2 separate regions of the Homo sapiens genome follow, and region 1 is linked to region 2. The links are chromatin contacts, found by Hi-C or POLR2A ChIA-PET in ENCODE. All regions are on one chromosome and are shown on one strand. Each heading gives the region's core, a stretch centred on a gene start or an enhancer-like site at or near the end of the contact. The rest is flanking DNA. Distances are from core to core; before and after follow the strand shown. Region 1 overlaps LOC105369350 (a long non-coding RNA gene). Region 2 holds the start of SF3B2 (splicing factor 3b subunit 2).

Region 1 (6,644 bases), core at 1,140-3,639, 110 kb before region 2:
TGAGCCACCGCGCCCGGCCCAGACTAGACATTTCAATTTCAATTTCTGAGGCTGTTCTTAGTGATCAGAGGACTTTTCACTACCTGAGGTGACTTGAGAAGTCATAGTGCCTGCTCACGTCTTATCCAGGCCTGGGAACGGCTTGGCCCAAGGGGGAGTGGGTGGGTGGAAAAGGATGCAGCTGTCTCTGTCCGAATGCTGCACCCCGCCTTGCTCAGGGTGTCAGTTCCACATTTGTTTGTGCTCACAGGGGAAAAACACGGGCCAAATACACACCCAAAAGTTAACAGCAGTTCTACTGCACAGATTTAATTTTTTTTTAGACAGAGTTTTACTCTTGTTGCCCAGGCTGGAGTGCAGTGGTACGATCTCGGCTCACTGCAACCTCTGCCTCCCTGATTCAAGCGATTCTCCTGCCTGAGCCTCCCAAAGTAGCTGGGATTACAGGCGCCTGCCACCACACCCTGGTAATTTTTTTGTATTTTTAGCTGAGACGGGGTTTCATCATGTTGACCAGGCTGGTCTCGAACTCCTGACCTCAGGTGATCCACCTGCCTCAGCCTCCCAAAGTGCTGGGATTACAGCTGTGAGCCACTGCACCTGGTCATATTTAAATTTTTGACAGTGTGCATATATTACTTCTATTATCTGAAGAACCAATAAAGATGTTTTCTATCTGTACATGTATTTATTATTTTATTGTATTGTATTTCATTTTATTTTATTTTATTTTATTTTATTTTTTGAGACAGTCTCATTCTGTTGCCCAGGCTGGAGTGCAGTGGTGTGATCTTGGCTCACTGCAGCCTCCACCCCCTGGGTTCAAGCAATTCTCCCATCTCAGCCTCCCGAGTAGCTGGGACTACAGGCATGCACCTCCATGCCCGGCTAATTTTTTTGTATTTTAAGTAGAGACAGGGTTTATCCATGTTGCTTGGGCTGGTCTCAAACTCCGGTGCTCAAGCCATCCTCCTGCCTCAGACTCTCAAAGTGCTGGGATTACAGGCGTGAGCCACTACTCCAGGCTCCCATTGCAGGTTTTAAGCAGAAGTCTTTAAAAAATGGCCCAAGCTGGCCGGGCTCGGTGGCTTACGCCTGTAATCCCAGCACTTTGGGAGGCAGAGGCGGGTGGATCATGAGGTCAGGAGATCGAGACCATCCTGGCTAACACAGTGAAACCCCGCCTCTACTAAAAATACAAAAAATTAGCCGGGCATGGTGGCGGGCGCCTGTAGTCCCAGCTACTCGGGAGGCTGAGGCAGGAGAATGGCGTCAACCCAGGAGGCGGAGCTTGCAGTGAGCCGAGATTGCGCCACTGCACTCCAGCCTGGACGACAGAACAAGAGACTCCATCTCAAAAAAAAAAAAAATGGCCCAGGCTGCTGGGTTGGGAATTGACCATGAAGAAGCAGAAAGTCTATGTAGAAGACAACGGATGTTGAGAATGCTCCAAATAGCTGGTGGTAAGCGTTCAGATTCTGAATGCACTTTGAAATCAGGAACAACTGTTGGATAGGACATAGCATTTCAGAGAGAGAAAAGCCTAGGCTTTTGGTTCGAGAAACTAGAAGGATAGCATAGTCACTAGGCCAAGATGGAGAGGGCTGTGGGGAGGGTCAGGGAGTCAGTTTCAGAGTTGTTGAATGTGAGATGCCTGTTAGACACCTAGATGGAGCAGTGGACTGGGTCATTCGAGTTTGGGAGGCAGGACTCACCTTCTGAGCTTGAGGGAGATGTCTGGACTACAGATAAAAGTGGGGTTCATTGTCTGATAGATTTTATTTAAAATGAGCCTGTCATGCCTGTAATCCCAGCACTTTGGGAGTCTGAAGCAGGAAGATCTCTTGAGCCCAGGGGTTCAAGACCAGCCTGTGCAACATGGCTAGACGTTGTCTCTACAAAAAATACAAAAAATCAGCTGGGCATGGTGGTGCACACCTTTAGTTCCAGCTGCTCAGGAGGCTGAGGCGGGAGTGTCACTTGAGCCCAGGAGGTCGAGGCTGCAGTGAGCCATGATCACGCAACTGCACTCCAGTCAGTCTAGGTGACAGAGTGAGACCTTGTCTCAAAAAAAAAAAAAAACAACCAAAAACCCAAAAACACAAAACCATGGTCCTGGTGAGTCCAGTAAAAGAGGAGCTGTGGCCGGGCGTGGTGGCTCATGCCTGTAATCTCAGCACTTTGGAGGCCGAGGCGGGCGGATCACGAGGTTAGGAGTTCGAGACCAGCCTGGCCAACATAGCGAAACCCCGTCTCTACTAAAAATACAAAAATTAGCCAGGCATGGTGGTTTGCGCCTGTAGTCCCAGCTACTTCGGAGGTTGAGGCAGGAGAATCACTTGAACCTGGGAGGCGGAAGTTGTGGTGAGTCAAGATCTCACCACTGCACTCCAGCCTGGGCAACAGAGTAGCTGTGGACAAAGAAGACAGACGGGGCAGCTGTCCCTCTCCTGCAAGAGGAGGAGGAACTGGCAGAGGAGCTGGGGAAGAGCTGGCCACTGACCTCATGTTAGTGGGAGGGAAGGCATCGGTGATTTTGGCAGGTGCAGGCTCACAGGGTGGTGGGGGTGACAGCCTGCCTGGAGTGGGTTCAAGAAAGAAAGGCAAGGGGGAAATTGACCTTGCCCAGTGAAAACTCTTTCAGAAGGCTTTGCTGCAAAGGGAACACAGAAATGGGGCAGTGTTGAAGAAGGGGAAGTGAGTCAAGAAAGAAGGAACAGTAGTGCTGATGGAAATGATGCCAGAGAGATGAGACATTGCTGATGCAGGAGAGAGTGGGAGGACGGCCGGAGCCACATCGCTGAGCAGGCAATCAGCAAATGAATGAATGTGTGTGAAGCGGTGATAAGAGAAGCAGAGCAAATGGTGGTGCCTATTAGGGACTTAGGGGATCTGGGCAGGGAGGGCTTCTTTGGCAGGTGTCATTTTAGCAGAAACCTAGAGGTCCTGAAGGAGTAAGCCATGTGGATTCTGGGGAGAGAGCATTTCAGGAAGAAGAAACAGTCGGTGCAAAGGGCCTTAGGGCAGACTGGCTGGCGTACCGAAGGGAGAGTGTGGTTGGATCGGAGTGAGAAGGGATCATGGTGGCACTTGTGAGCAAACACCTGTGAAACATGCAGGACCTAGTGGGCCAGTAAGGACTTTGCCTTTTACTCAGCGAGACCCAGGACCCATCACAGGCGTGATGGACTCTGTTTTTTTTTTTTTGTTTTTTTTTTTTAGTTAAGGTCTTGCTCTGTTACCCAGGCTGGAGTGCAGTGGTGCAATCAGGGCTCATTCTGCCTCCTGGGCTCAAGTGGTCCTCCTACCTTAACTTCTCTAGTAGCTGAGATCACAGGCATACTCCACCACACCTGGCTAATTTTAGTATTATTTTTTGTAGAGAAGGGGTTTGCCATGTTGCTCAGGCTGGCCTCGAACTCCTGGCCTCAAGCCATCCGCCTGCCTCAGCCTCCTAAAGTGCTGGGATTACAGGTGTGAGCCACTGCGTCCAGCTGGGCTCTATTCTTCACAGAATCACACTGGTTGCTGAGTAGAGAATGGTATCAGGACAAAAGCAAAAACCGGGAGGTTGGGTGTGGTGGCTCACGCCCATAATCCCAGCACTTTGGGAGGCTGAGGCAGGTGGATGGCTTGAGGCCAGGAGTTCGAGGCCAGCCTGGGAAATATAGTGAGCTCCCATGTCAATAAAAAATAAATAAATAAGCAAAAGCCGGAGATTAAGCGTTACTGAAATGATCCAGAAGAGAGAGGGTGTTGGTTTGGAGAAGTGCTGGATTCTGCATGTATTTCAAAGGTGGAGCTGGTAGGGTTTGCTAAGGCATTAGGGGCAGAATGTGAGTCAAACGAAAGAGTCAAGGATCATGCCAGGGCGTTGACCTGAGCAACAGGAATCTCAGACATGCCCCTGACTGGGATGAGGCAGGCCAGTAGTCTGACCTTCAGCATGTCAAGTTGAAATGCTTATTTATCCAAGTGGGGATGTCAGATGGGCCACTGGATATTTAAGTATGGGAGAGGTCAGGCTGAGATACGTAAACCTGGGGACGGGTGGAAAACAGCAGGTGCTGGCCTGGCGCAGTGGCTCATGCCTGTAATCCCAATGCTTTGGGAGGCCGAGGCAGGCCAGGAGTTCAAGACCAGCCTGGACAACATGGCAAAACCCCATCTCTACCAAAAAATATAAAAATTAGCCGGGCATAGTGGCGCGTACCTGTAGTCCCAGCTACTCGGGTGGCTGAGGTGGGAGGATCACTTGAGCCTGGGAGGTTGAGGCTGCAGTGAGCTGTAATGGCACTACTGCACTCCAGCCGGGGTGACAGAGTGAGACTCTGTCTCAGAAAGCAAGCAGCAGGTGGCTTTTAAGGCCATCAGACTGGATGAGCTCACTTAGGGAGGGAGTGTGGTAAAGGAAAGAGGTCTGTATGCACCTCATGAGAATATCAACCTGAGAAACCCAGACCTGCCCTCTGCCAAGGAAGAAAGTGGCCCAGAGTTCTGGACTGTCCAGGAAATCACCTGGGGTTGAGGTCTGGAAGGGGCTCCGTTTCTGAAAGTGAAGCTGCCTACATGTGCCTTCCACTGGGCCCCAGGTGTGGGAGAAGGATGGCAGCCCCCTAGAAAGAAAAGAGTTTGCATATTTTGGGTGGCAAAAGAGCTTCACCCGGAGCAGCACTATTTAGGATATTTACATTGGATGTGCTCATTGTGAGGTGCCACTGGGATGGAGTCTGAGAGCAGAAGAGGAGCCACAGGGCCACAGTCTGAGAAAAATCCTGCCTCTATGGCATCTTCCAGGATAGTCTGCTTCCCTGGGGCCACATCATTGATTAATTAATAACAGCAACACGGCCCGGTGCAGTGGCTCACACCTGTAATCCCAGCACTTTGGGAGGCCAAGGTGGGTGGATCACTTGAGGTCAGGAGTTCAAGACCAGCCTGGCCAACATGGTGAAACCCTCTCTCTACTAAAAATACAAAAAATTAGCCGGGCATGGTGGCACATGCCTGTAATCCTAGTTACCCGGGAGGCTGAGGTGGGAGAATCGCTTGAACCCAGGAGGCAGAGGTTGCAGTGAGCCGAGATCACATCACTGCACTCCAGCCTGGGCAACAGAGCAAGACTCCATCACAAAAAGAAAAAAAAAAGATAATAAGAATAACAGCAATGCTAACATAGCAGTTCCCATGAGCCATGAGGATGTTCTGTTTGTATCTGCATAGTGATTTAATCCTTACCACTACCCTGGGAGTAGATCCGATTATAACCATCCCCTCCCCATTGCCTATGAGAAAACAGGCACCGAGAGGGTACGGGACAAGTGGAGGAGCTGGGATTTGCACCCAAGCGCTTCCTCTATGCTCTTAGCCATGATGCTCTGCTGCCTCAAAAGAACGGCCAGCTAGTGTTAGTAATAATAACATTTACCGATGTCATCGTTTGGGGTTTCATGTAGTCCTTGCAACAAACCTATGAGCTGGGCCCGTGATTCCAGTTTTGCAGAGTGGGGAGTTGGTCACAGAGCTAGTGAGACCAGGCCTCCAGCCCAGTTGGTCCGTCTCCAGGGCCTCAGCTCAGCACCACATCCCTGTACTGCAAGCCTCAGTGGTCAGCACCAGGCGTCCCATGGGGACTTAAGATTCCAAGGCTTTTGAGCACTGCTAGAAGTTTGGGGTAAGATCTTTTACTTTTTTTATATTAAAAAAATATATTTTTTTGAGATGGAGTCTCACTCTTTCGCCCAGGCTGGAGTACACTGGTGTGGCCTCGGCTCACTGCAACCTCCACCTCCCGGGTTCAAGAGAACCCGGAGAGGGAGAGCCTCAGCCTCCCGAGTAGCTGGGATTACAGGTGCCCACCACCATGCCCGGCTAATTTTTGTATTTTTAGTAGAGATAGAGTTTCAATCCAGGTGGGAGATGGGGTTTCACCATGTTGGCCAGGCTGGTCTCCAACTCCTGACCTCAGGCAATCCGCCCACCTCGGCCTCCCAAAGTGCTGGAATTACAGCCACTGCCCGGCCTGGGGTAAGCTTTCAATGTTGTAACTCCCTCCAGAACCTCATGGCCTATGAAGATGGCCAGGTGGGCCTGGGCCCAGGCTCTGAATGGCCTGCTGCCTCTCTCCTGGACACAGCATTCAACTTCCTGGCTGGGGCTGGGAGTGCAAAGATTTGTTTATTTGTTTCTTTTTTATTGAGACAGAGTCTCACTCTGTCGCCCTGGCTGGAGTGCAGTGGTGCAATCTGGGGTCGATGCAGCCTCTGCCTCCCGGGTTCAAGTGATTCTCGTGCCTCAGCCTGAGTAGCTGGGATTACAGGCATGCGCCACCAGGCCTGGCTAATCTTTTTTGCATTTTTGGTAGAGATGGGGTTTTGCCATTTTGGCCAGGCTGGTCTTGAACTCTTGACCTCCAGTGATCCACCTGCCTCAGCCCCCCAAAGTGCTGGGATTACAGGTGTGAGCCACCACTCCCAGCCTGGGAGTGCAAGGATTTAAATAAAATCTTGTGAAAGTTCAGTTTGGCTCCTTCAGGGACTCGGCCAGGCCGGGGGGCAGCACAGGAGACAGGCTGACTCCCCTGTACAGATGGATGGGGAAACACAGGCAGAGTAGGGACAGGGGACTTACACCAGGTCACACGG
Region 2 (6,750 bases), core at 1,122-3,621:
ATCAAGAGCCCTACACTGAGTTCTGTGGCTGGCCTGCACACCTGCTTTCTATTTTGCTCTGGGCCTGGTAAAGCAAGGATCCTGGAGCTGGGTAGCCACCCAAAGGTGGGACTGGAAGGGGCTGGATACGCCCTTCTAGGCCCACATAGGAAATAGTGTGAGGGTCCTTGTTATGGTTGAGGAGGAGGAAATAGGGACTCTCAGAGTCAGAAGGACTGCTGGTGGCCCCAGTTTGGCCTCTTGGGCATGTCACCTTCTCTGCCCATCAATCTTCCGCTGTGTACAATATCGTGGGGGAGGAGGATCTTGAGACCTTGCCTCCTTCCCAGGGCTGTTATAAAATGAGACTCCAGGCCGGGTGCAGTGGCTCACGCCTGTAATCCCAGCACTTTGGGAGGCTGAGGCGGGCGGATCACGAGGTCAGGAGATCGAGACCATCCTGGCTAACGCGGTGAAACCCCGTCTCTACTAAAAAAAATACAAATAAATTAGCTGGGCGTGGTGGCGGGCGCCTGTAGTCGCAGCTACTCGGGAGGCTGAGGCAGGAGAATGGCGTGAACCCAGGAGGCGGAGCTTGCAGTGAGCGCAGATAGAGCCACTGCACTCCAGCCTGGGCAACTGAGACTCTGTCTCAAAAAAAAAAAAAAATAAATAAATAAATAAAAAATAAATAAATAAAATGAGACTCCATCAGCCTTTAGTTTATCCTGCCTCAGAGACCCCGCCCCCTTCCCTAGCACCTACACATGCCTTGGGGCCCTCAGCCTCAGATGACCTGCCCTGGGCTCTCCAGTTACAGGGAGCAGAAGAGCCTTCCTTTGGGCTAGAAAGGTTCTGCCTGAGTGGGCTGACAAGCTGGAGGGAAGGGCGCTGTTTTTCTGTCTTCGTTACTGTCCTTTCCGGGTTTGGCTTCTCCTCTGGGAGTGTGGCTGCAGGAGCCTCCCATAGTGATATTGATGGAAAGGGGAAAGGTCAAGGTTTGGGTAGGAGGAAGAGGACTTCCCACCCAGTGCTAGGATGTGAGCCAACCTTTCTCAACCCAGTCCTTTTCCCTGTCTCTCCCAAACCTCACCTTCCCCCGACCTGGTGCCCCATTCTTTTTTTTTCCCTGTTCCCAGCTTCTTCTCCACTGGGGGCAGTTGGCAAAATGGAGCTGGAGAAAAGATCTGAAGGGGATGTGTAGGGGGAAAATGAGACCATTTCACTTGAGTCTCCCCACTCCCTTTCTCAACACACATAAAAAACACACACAGGCTAGCTGTTGGTGAGAGGGCAGAGCTAGTGGCAGAGGTGGGGAGAGAAACTGAATTGATGGTGTGGGACAGGGAGAGGTGGATGCTAGGCAGGCAAGAATCCCTGCCAGTCTCTGCCTCTGTCTCCAAAGGCCAAGGGGAGTTGGGGTGGGGAGTGGGAGGCAAGGTGGGGCCCCCAGTGCAGGTGCGGCTGAGGGAAAAGGGCCTGAGTTTATTTTTGAGACTAAAAAAGACACAAATGCTTTCACCAGAAACATTGTTCCTTTTTTTCCAGTAATCATTTATTGGGCGCCTCTTGAACGCCAGGCGATGCGAGACTGAAAATGATCAAGTCCCTGCTCACATTTTTGGGATAGAGGTAGGAAGAAAGGGCAAGAAAGACTTAACAAACGGTGGAGATTCGAACGTATTATGGGAGCTCTAAGAAAGGAAAGGAAAGCGGGAGGAGGCTTAGTGGAGAAGACGACATTTGAGCCGGCCTGGAAGGTGGAAAAGGGGGCTTTAGAGTCGCCCTTCCCCCAGGTCGGCAGCTGGAGCTCAGCCCGGGCAGGCCTGCTGCTCTCCCGGCTTGGATCCCCTTTCAGCCCATTCATCCGGGCCTGGGCCGGGGGTGGGCGGGCAGACAATCAGACACTGTTTTATCCCAGGCATCGGCTCCAGCCTCCCGCTTGGCGCCCGCAACGCGGGGCCGCCGGGGAAATGAGTCTCTCGGGACTCCCTGGGAGCGTAAGCGTTCGAGGATCTGACCGGAGGGCCGGGCCGGAAAGCTTGAGAGCCTTCGCTCCCGCAGGTGAGGCGCAGAAAACACTCCCTCGGGGAAGTGCCAGCCCTCCTCGCAGCCCCGCCCTCCGGCCCGCCGCCGGCCTTCGGGGCCGTAGCGGCGCGCAGGGCCCGCAGAGACCGAGACCTGCGCACTACAACTCCCAGGAGGCCTCGCGACCAGACCGCCGAGGGGCCACTAGAGAAAGGTGCGTCTGCGGCGAATCCCGTCGCCCAGCGCACGGCAGCGGGTGTGCCTGAGTGCGCGTCGCCTCCCAACCAGAGAGGACGTGGCATACGGCGCCACCGGAAGTTCCGGCAAGTGGGCCCTGAGGCTGGCCCCAGCTTCCGGGTTGGTCGCGCGCCTTCCTGCGGCTAAGATGGCGACGGAGCATCCCGAGCCTCCCAAAGCAGAATTGCAGCTGCCGCCGCCGCCACCTCCAGGCCACTATGGCGCCTGGGCTGCCCAGGAGCTTCAGGCCAAGTTGGCAGAGATCGGAGCTCCGATCCAGGGTGAGGAACACAGGAAGTCGAGGGGCCTTTACGGGCCTGCGGAGAAGCGGAGCCTGGTTACCCGGGAGACTCGGGTGCGAGGGGCGGAGGCAGGCCGCTGGGGCCTGACCTGGCCGGGCTGGCCTGCCCCATTGATCGTGTACTTTGCCCTGCAGGTAATCGCGAGGAGCTGGTGGAGCGGCTGCAGAGCTACACCCGCCAGGTAGGTGTTGGCGGCGGGACGTCAGGATAGGCCGAGCTTCTCCAGGAGACCTTATATACCCCATCACGGCTCGGTCTTCATTCTTTCTTTATCTCGGCACAGCAAGGCGGAGGCTTGCCCTTTTTAGCTTGTTCTTGCCTTTGCCAGCTTAGTTGTAATTTCTTGTATCCATCTTGGTCCTCTTCAGTGCCCAGCCAGAGCGCTGGCAGACAGGCACTGGGTACGTTTTGTTGAATGAATTGGGAGCGAACGTCGTTTAGTGAAACAGCTAGTTTTGGACTGACCTAGAGTCCTTTCTCTTTTGCAGACTGGCATCGTGCTGAATCGGCCGGTTTTGAGAGGGGAAGATGGGGACAAAGCCGCTCCACCTCCCATGTCGGCACAGGTAGGGAGATTCTTCTGTTTTTTAAGATTCCATCTGCTGATCCTTTTGTAGTTCATGAGCATGATGATTGGGTGTTCACGTGCATGTGTGAGATGTGACACCCTTGCACATTACTCGCCTGACCTGAGTGGGGAAAAAAAAAGATTCCATATGTTCAGGGTAGCCCTTCCTCTCACTTGCAGTTGTTGGGCAGGGAGGTACTGCCATGACAGAATTGTGAGCTCTTCAGTTCTCTCTTTGATGCTGACACTTGCCTCCTTTTCCACTGTCTGCTTCTCCAAAAGCAGCTTGTGGCCGGGTGCAGTGGCGCATGCCTGTAATCCCACCACTTCGGGATGCTTAGATGGGACGATCGCTTGAAGCCAGGAGTTCGAGACCAGCCTGGGCAACATAGTGAGACTCTGTTACTACAAAAAATTTTAAAAATTAGCTGGGCACGGTGGCACGCGCCTATAAAGTCCCTATAAAGAGGCTCAAGGATTGCTGGAGCCCTGGGGTTGGAGGCTGCAGTGAGCTCTGGTTGCGCCACTGTACTCCATGTACTCCATCCTGGGTGACAGAATGAGACTTTGCTTCTTTAAAAAAAAAAGGGGGGAGGTGATGGGGGAGGGGCTGGGAGAGTGTCAGAAAAAATAGCTAATGCATGCCAGGCTTAATACTTAGGCAGTGGGTTGATAGGTGCAGCAAACCACCATAGCACACATTTACCTATGTAACAAACCTGCGCATACTGCACATGTACCCGAAAACTTACAATAAAATAAAATTAAACCAAAAAATAGGAAAAAAAAAAAAGAGGCAGGGCGTGGTGGCTCATGTCTGTAATCCCAGCACTTTGAGAGGCCAAGGCAGGTGGATCGCCTGCGGTCAGGAGTTTGAAACTAGCCTGGCCAACATGGCGAAACTCTCTCTACTAAAAATACAAAAATTAGCTGGGCGTGGTAGCACATGTCTGTAATCCCAGCTACTTGGGAGGCTGAGGCAGGAGAATCACTTGAACCCTGGAGGTGGACGGTGCAGTGAGCCAAGATCAAGCCCCTGCACTCCAGCCTGGGCAATAGAGCGAGACTGTCTCAAAAAAAAAAAAAAGAGGCAGGGCATGGTGGCTCATGCCTGTAATCCCAGCACTTTGGGAGGCTGAGGTGGGCGATCACTTGAGGTCACGAGTTCAAGACCAACCTGGCCAACATGGTGAAACCTTGTCTCTACTAAAAATATAAAAATTAGCCGGGCATGGTGGCAGGTGCCTGTAATCCCAGCTACTTGGGAGGCTGAGGCACGAGAATTGCTTGAACCTGGAAAGCGGAGGTTGCAGTGAGCTGAGATTGCGCCATTGCACTCCAGCCTGGGTGACAGAGCGAGACTCTTGTCTCAAAAAAAAAAAAAAAATACAGCTTGAATACAAGGAAGACTGACTTGTCCTTACCCAGCTGGAAGCAATCACCCTTTTCTTTGCCTGCCCCAGGCACAGTTCCCATGTTCTTTTGTGTGACATCGAGGGCTCCCTGATTTGATTTCACACCCCTTGCGTTTAGTAGTCATTGGGGTTTGCATTGCCCAGATACAGTGGTTCCTGTTTATGTAAGTCCTCTCAATTTCCATGTTCCTTCTGATCCAGGATTTGCCTCATTTTCTCTAAAGCAGTGGCTCTGACCTGGCATCTACTGATCTCTGTGTGTAGGATGAGGAGTCCCTAGATGGCCTCAGAGGCGTCTTTGAGTCTCCTAGAATTGTATGCAGAATCTATATTCAGGATATCTTTTTGGAGAGAGTGGATAGCTTCCTTTGGTTGGTGCCAGAAGTTAACATTCTCATATCTTTATAGAGCTGTGGAGCATTCTCTCTTATGGAGTGGTAACTATGTATCATTTGACTTAGAATTCCAGCTCCTGACTCAAAGTAGATCCCCCAGATATTTGCAGAATGAGTAGATAAATGCTTCCTAGTTTTATGATCATATTTTCTCCACAGCTCCCTGGAATTCCCATGCCACCACCACCTTTGGGACTCCCCCCTCTGCAGCCTCCTCCGCCACCCCCACCACCTCCACCAGGCCTTGGCCTTGGCTTTCCTATGGCCCACCCACCAAATTTGGGGCCCCCGCCTCCTCTCCGTGTGGGTGAGCCAGTGGCACTGTCAGAGGAGGAGCGGCTGAAGTTGGCTCAGCAGCAGGCGGCATTGCTGATGCAGCAGGAGGAGCGTGCCAAGCAGGTAGGGCAGGTGGCAGCCCTGGCCTTGGACTCATTAGGTCCCTGAAGGGGCAGTGGAGCCTTAGAGAAAGCTGGGTCCTAGAACTAAGGCTTCTGGGAAGGTCGGGACTAAAGATTGGAACATGGGCCCTTGACTGGAAGAGGATCTCAAGAAGCAAGAGTTGTGGCAGATTGGCGTGTTGGGTATTGGTGCTGGTATGAACTTGTTTTCTTTTTTAAGCAGGGAGATCATTCGCTGAAGGAACATGAGCTCTTGGAGCAGCAGAAGCGGGTAATACCCCTCCCCCTAACCTTTGACCTCGTGGTCCAGTCAGTTGGCTGTCATTTATAGTGCTTAGAGTGCACCATTCAAGTTTTCCCTGGAGGCTACTTTGTTCTCAACTAAGTTCTAGTATCTTCCAAAGCTTTCAATTTTTCTTGAAGTTCAGGAATTGACAAACTATGACCTGTGGCCTGCATGTGTATGGCCTATGAGCTAAAAATAACTTTAAAATTTTTTAAGGGTTATAAGAAAACCCAAACCAAAAATATGTACCAGAGTCTGTACAGCAACCCATAAAGCCTAAAATATTTACCTTCTGACCTATTATAAAAAGAGCCTGCTGACCTCTGCTCGCCTTACATGACATCATTCTAGATAGGACTCTGGGTAATTGAGTTATTTGTATTGGATTTAGACAGAATAGGACTGTAAGTCTGGGAATGTTATATAAGATGTTTGGCCCCAGAGGTGCATTGCATCAGTCATTACCCAGTGGGTTACTCAGGAGTATTAAAAAGTAAGTGTTAAAAAGCAACAAGTATGAGCTGGGTGCCGTGGCTCACACCTGTAATCCTAGCACTTTGGGAGGCTGAGGTGGGTGGATCGCTTGAGCTCAGGAGTTCGAGACCAGCCTGGCCAACATAATGAAACCCTGTCTCTCAGAAATACAAAAATTAGCCAGGTGTGGCGGCGCATGCCTGTAGTCCCAGCTACTTGGGAGGCTGAGGTGGGAGGATGGCTTGAGCTGGGGAGGCCGAGGTTGCAGTGAGCTGAGATCATGCCACTGTACTCCAGCCTAGGCAACAGAGCCAGACTCTGTCTCAAAAAAAAAAAAAAAAAAAAAAGCCACAAGTCTGGACCTGTGGGTAAAGTACTGTCTTTGCCCAGATTGTGCTGGATCTTGAGGGGTGGATATAAGAAAAGAGCTCAAAAGTTTCTTCTGTATAATTTAATCTTTTGGGGAAGAAAACTCTCTGAAAAGTAGAAGGCACTGTTTGGCTCAATATGAAATTCTCTGCTAGGAACCAGAAGTTTCCTGGGGTTTTCCTTGGTGTTATTTCTAGGGATTTTCCGTTGTGATGAGAGGGCTCCTCCGTTTGGATTAGTAGCCTGGAAGTGTGGGGGTGGAGGGGATGTCAGCACCCAAGTGGTTCGTGATTGTTCTC

The links. Hi-C counts contacts between places; a loop is a spot of excess contacts on that map. ChIA-PET counts read pairs that join two places held with the same protein, here RNA polymerase II (POLR2A). Pooled maps may share reads with other maps.
Region 1: a loop to region 2 is called in a pooled map, with 2.1 times the contacts of the local background. The contact joins the enhancer-like site here to the promoter of SF3B2 in region 2. A Hi-C loop is called at or near these places in 1 of 37 single-sample maps with no recorded cell type and 3 of 50 pooled maps. POLR2A ChIA-PET finds 5 or more read pairs at or near these places in 2 of 52 experiments (HepG2 and PC-9).

The regions. Positions count from the first base shown.
Region 1 is chr11:65,938,807-65,945,450 of GRCh38, forward strand. LOC105369350 (a long non-coding RNA gene) reads right to left here. Exons shown (of 3, transcript XR_950212.3): 1 at 6,631-6,644. Among named protein-coding and RNA genes, the nearest start is that of TSGA10IP, 3.4 kb to the right of the region's middle. RefSeq lists an enhancer at 2,212-2,711 and a silencer at 2,682-2,905. Within about 2 kb of position 2,390, at least 4 of the 41 ENCODE cell types and tissues checked have a DNase peak (open chromatin) inside an H3K27ac peak, as active enhancers do.
Region 2 is chr11:66,049,993-66,056,742 of GRCh38, forward strand. It overlaps SF3B2 (splicing factor 3b subunit 2), which reads left to right and starts at 2,372. Exons shown (of 22, transcript NM_006842.3): 1 at 2,372-2,525; 2 at 2,681-2,727; 3 at 3,035-3,112; 4 at 5,084-5,323; 5 at 5,543-5,593. The coding sequence starts at 2,393. It overlaps SNORD13F (small nucleolar RNA, C/D box 13F), which reads left to right and starts at 3,152; the gene lies at 3,152-3,236. RefSeq lists enhancers at 1,370-1,921, 1,740-1,789, 2,410-2,579 and a silencer at 1,990-2,199.